Regions from separate parts of the Homo sapiens genome. Here region 2 is linked to region 1. A link is an interaction called in ENCODE POLR2A ChIA-PET data of the cell type or tissue named here. Cell type or tissue: GM12878. All regions are shown on one strand.

Region 1 (2,500 bases):
CATGCCCAGCTCATACTTGTATTTTTAGTTGAGATATATTTTTAGCAGAGATTTTTAGCACCACGGTGGCCAAGCTGGTCTCGAACCCCTGACCTCAAGTGATCTACCCACCTTGGCCTCCCAAAATGCCAGGATTACAGGCATGAGCCACCACACTCAGCCCAGTCTTTCTTCTAACAACAAGATATTGATTCTGGAAAGCCCCGAACAACCCCACAAAGTACAAAAACAACTATAATAATAATACCTCTTATTATAACTGTTGCTTTTATGTGCAAAGCATCTGCTCAATTTTCCGATGTGGCTCTTCACTAATTTCTTATGGTCTCTTCTCTCTCATCATGAATTTTTTTGTATTTTATTTATTGCTTATTTCCAACTCTTGTGCCCCACCCAAAATAATGCCAATATGGACCATGCTGAATAACTGGTTGGGACCAAACACAGGGCTGCCCAGGAAACTCTTCCACTCAGAGAGGTGTAGGCCTTAGCTCCTCCCCAGGTGCCAAAGTACAAAAAGAGGCTGAAAGCACTGGGCTGATCTTATGATCAATAAAAGATAAGTGGGAGAGGCCAGGCGCGGTGGCTCACCCCTGTAATCCCAGCACTTTGGGAGGCCGAGGCGGGCGCATCATGAGGTCAGGAGTTCTAGACCAGCCTGGCCAAGAGACCAGCCTGGCCAATATGGTGAAACCCCGTCTCTACTAAAAATACAAAAATTAGCTGGGCGTGGTGGCGGGTGCCTGTAATCCTAGCTACTCGGGAGGCTGAGGCAGGAGAATTGTTTGAACCCGGGAGGTGGAGGTTGCAGTGAGCTGAGATCACACCACTGCACTCCAGCCTGGGTGACACAGTGAGACTCTGACTCAAAAAAAAAGAGTAGAGCCTCAGTGGAGAGCCAGGGGAGACAATGGGAAGACCATCCAATCAATTCAGTTACAGCTGGAGCTGAGCAGGCAATCCTGATTTAGTGCCATGGGTTAACTTTGAGCTGATTCTCCTGGTTGGTTTCATATTTTCAAGCATACTTTAAGGTCTTTGGAGGCAAAGATGGCAGTTACCTGCAGACCTTCCCAAGCACTTTGCAGGATGTTATACACAGAGAAAATGTCAACAGTTTGTACTGATGAAGGAGACAAAGAGAGAGACAGGCATGCAGAGGGAGAGGAGATAAAGAAAAAGGGATGCCAGAGAAAGGATCTTACTGTTGCTTACCTCTTTTTGAGTATTTCTTTCTTTTCAAATATCTAGTATAGTGGTTTCCAATGAGAGCAGGACTGATTCCTAGTGGGGTATTTTGGAAACCTCTGCAGGTGTTTTTTGTTGTTGCTATAATTAGAGGATGCCATTGGCTAAATTTAGAGGTGAGGTCAAGGGATGATCAACATTCTGCACTCTACAGGGAAATTCCACACCACACACAATAGTCCCTTGCCTCTCATGACTTTCAAATGTCTCAGCAGATAGTCATTTTAGTGAAAAAGACGTCAATAAGCAGCTATGTATAAAATCTAAACCACATTTTACATTTAAACTCTGAGTGTTTCTGCACATTTTAATATGTGCTGAGTTTTCTAGCAAAGCATCTACCATGTAAATTGAGGGAAGATCGTACTCCACTTTGTTTGGAATTTTACCAAGAGCTGCTCGTCATTTTGTAAAGTAATGATACCAGTAGCAGTGCTGCTGGCAGCATCTGAGTCATCAAACGATGCACCTGTATCTTTCTGCATTTGTAGCTGTCATGTGTAAAGGAATTCTGTTGATGCCTGCACAAGATCATTTCGTCCTGTCTTCTAGAGCACTGGGGTGGTCAAATATCTTGGCTTGCCTGGGACTGAGGGGTTTCCTGAATGTAGAACTTTTAATGCTAAAATTGGGAAAGTTCCAGGCAAATGAGGATGAGCGAGCCACTCTACTGAGTATTAACATATTGAGATGCATGATACTTTCAAAATGATACAACCTACACTTTTTCATATCTCTCTTTTTTTTTTTTTCTTTGAGATGGAGTTTCACTCTTATTGCCCAGGCTGGAGTGCAATGGCGTGATCTTGGCTCACTGCAACCTCCGGCTCCCAGGTTCAAGCCACTCTCCTGCCTCAGCCTCCCAAGTAGCTGGGATTAAAGGCACCCACCACCATGCCCGGGTAGTTCTTTTTATTTTTTATTTTTTTTATTTTTTTGAGACGAAGTCTCACTCTGTTGCTCAGACTGAAGTGCAGTGGCACTATCTCGGCTCACTGCAACTTCTGCCTCCCGGGTTCAAGTGATTCTCCCGCCTCAGCCTCCTGAGCAGCTGGGACTAGGGGCACATGCCACCACCATGCCCAGCTAATTTTTGTATTTTTTTAGTAGAGACGAGGTTTCACCCTGTTGGTCAGGCTGGTCTTGAACTCCTGACCTCGTGATCCACCATGCCCAACCAATTTTTTGTATTTTTAGTAGAGGTGGGGTTTCACCACGTTGGCTAGGCTGGTCTCGAACTCCTGACCTCAGG
Region 2 (2,500 bases), 86 kb before region 1:
TTACTTTCTGCGGAAGGGACCTGGGTGAATGGAGGGTTGTTTAGGGAGGGAAACTCCCCTTGTCTATATCCTTTTGTGTTTTTTAAAACGCTAAAACAACAGCCGGGTGTGGTGGTGGTTCATGCCTGTAAACCCAGCACTTTGGGAGGGGAGGTGGGTGGATCACCTGAGGTCAGATTAGCCTGGCCAACATGGTGAAACCCCATCTCTACTAAAAATGCAAAATTAGCTGGGTGTGGTGGTGCATGCCTGTGATCCCAGTTACTTGGGAGGCTGAGGCAGGAGAATCACTCGAACCTGGGAGGTGGAGGTTGCAGTGAGCTGAGATCGTGCCACGGCACTCCAGCCTGGACGACAGCGCAGGACACCGTCTCAAAAAAAAAAAAAAAAAAAAAAAAAAAGCTAAAACAACTAAACATATTATTCAGGCAAAAAATAAATACATCAGTTAAAATCTAAAAAAGAAAAATACACTTAGGCTTAGCTGAATGGCTGAGAAGCAACTATCTACCATCAGGTCAGTTAGAGCAAGCAGAAAAAGCCCTGAGCACGGAACACAAAAAGCCGAGAGAATTTCCCTGCAGGCCACTGCAGTCAATTTGGTGGGTGGAACTGTAGCACCCAGAGGCCCCCAAATCAATCCTCTTCAGGATGCTTAGCTCAGCAGAATGGTCAGTGGGGAAGACTCAAGGCAGTTGAAAAATGATCTTAGTTGAAACCTAGCACCTGCATTTCCAAGACTCTAGGAAAGAAACTGATTTCCCCAAATCACATACAAATGTCAACTCTAAGCCTCTTTACTTATTCCAGTGGCACATATTTGGAGAAAAGATATATTCACCATTTAGTGAAAGGTGTTTGGCCAGGTGGAGTTGGAAAAAAAATAGTATCTATATGGCTATGGGAAGATTGGGTTAATACACAGAGATCTGAACTTGTAAGTCTGAAGGACAAATTAGATCTGCTGCATAGGTCCTTTGTGCTTTGTTAGGGTTTTTGCACATCACGTATCATTTCCCCTAATGCTCCCTGAGATCTCTACAAGATAGATTTTGTTATCCTTATTTTATAGGTGAGGAAACTGAGGGGCTAAATCGGACACTTGTCAATTCACTGTTCAAAAGTAGCTATGTCAGATTCAAACTCAGATCTGCGTGATTCCAAGGCCAGTGCTTCTTCCACTCAACCACATAGACTAGAGCCCCAGCAATGTCACTTTGGAGCCATGGGACTCAGGTCAAGATCTGTCTTTTGTTGACTCTCAGTTTCTATGAGTGTTAAATGAGAAAAATGCTACTTGCCCTGCACAGCTCAGAAAACTGTTGCGCACTCTTGTGGTAGGCTGGTAATGTTTAACCATCAGCTCTCTGGGGGAAAAAAACGGCCGGATTTGTAGCATTTGCCAATTGCCAAGGTGTAAACACTCCCATCATGGCTAATTTCAAGCTAGCAATATCATATCACTGAATATGGAGTTGGGGAGGAAGGTACACAGTGGAAATTGTTCGCCATAAATGTATTATCTGATTGTTTTACTCAGATAAACAATGTTGGGGGGGGTAGAAAGAAAAGAAACATTTACAAAGTTACAAACCAAGAGAATATAGTGATGTAAGTCACTGGTGACTGATTTAAGAAAATATATTCCAGTCAAAAATATGAATGAAGCCGGGCATGGTGGCTCACACCTGTGACCCCAGCACTTTGGGAGGCCAAGGTGGGTGGATCACTTGAGGTCAGGAGTTCAAGACCAGCCTGGCCAACATGGTGAAACCCCGTCTCTACTAAAAATACAAAAAAATTAGCTAGGCATTGTGGTGTGTGCTTGTAATCCCAGCTACTCAGGAGGCTGAGGCAGGAGAAGTGCTTGAATCCAGGAGGCGGAGGTTGCAGTGAGCCGAGATTGTGCCACTGTACTCCAGCCTAGGTAACTGAGCAAGACTCCATCTCAAAAAACAAAAAACAAAAAACAAAAAACAAAAAAAGGGCGGGCAGGTGTGGTGGCTCATGCCTGTAATCTCAGCACTTTGGGAGGCCAAGGTGCACAGATCATCTGAAGTCAGGAGTCCAAGACCAGCCCCGCCAACATGGCGAAACCCCACCTCTACTAAAAATACAAAAAAACTAGCCGGGTGTGGTGGTGCACGCCTGTAGTCCCAGCTACTCCTGAGGCTGAGGCACAAGAATAGCTTGAACCCAGGAGACGGAGGATGCGGTGAGCTGAGATTGCACCACTGTCCTCCAGTGGGGGTAACAGAGTGAGACTCTGTCTCAAAAAAAAAAAAAAAAAAAAGAAAGAAAGAATTTCATTAATCTTATTACAAAAATGAATTATAATTAGGTTGGATAGATGCTCCAATGTATTAAAAAATGGGGGGGGGGATGGTGGGAAACTAGAAACAATGATGAAATATATTAATGCACATTTTTGAAGCCTCTAGAGAGGTCCAGGATAAACCTATGAGTCTCTGGTGACCAAGCTGAGAACTGATGCTTTTAA

Evidence for each region. ChIA-PET counts read pairs that join two places held together with the same protein. Peaks named below come from ENCODE experiments on the same cell type or tissue, not always from the same donor. Only the 100,000 strongest peaks of a DNase experiment are listed, where the experiment ranks them.
Region 2: POLR2A ChIA-PET joins it to region 1 with 6 read pairs; 2 of 35 experiments call an interaction of 5 or more read pairs at or near these places.

Annotation. Positions count from the first base shown.
Region 1 is chr22:33,471,182-33,473,681 of GRCh38, forward strand. All of the region lies in intron 6 of LARGE1 (LARGE xylosyl- and glucuronyltransferase 1), which reads right to left. Among named protein-coding and RNA genes, the nearest start is that of MIR4764, 36 kb to the left of the region's middle. RefSeq lists enhancers at 1,114-1,193, 1,334-1,393, 1,404-1,473. In GM12878, no CTCF peak of the experiment used is centred here; DNase peaks (open chromatin) are centred at 1,400 and 1,770; H3K4me3 peaks cover 847 bases; H3K27ac peaks cover 2,500 bases.
Region 2 is chr22:33,385,154-33,387,653 of GRCh38, forward strand. All of the region lies in intron 7 of LARGE1 (LARGE xylosyl- and glucuronyltransferase 1), which reads right to left. Among named protein-coding and RNA genes, the nearest start is that of MIR4764, 50 kb to the right of the region's middle. In GM12878, a CTCF peak has its summit at 1,335; a DNase peak (open chromatin) is centred at 1,343.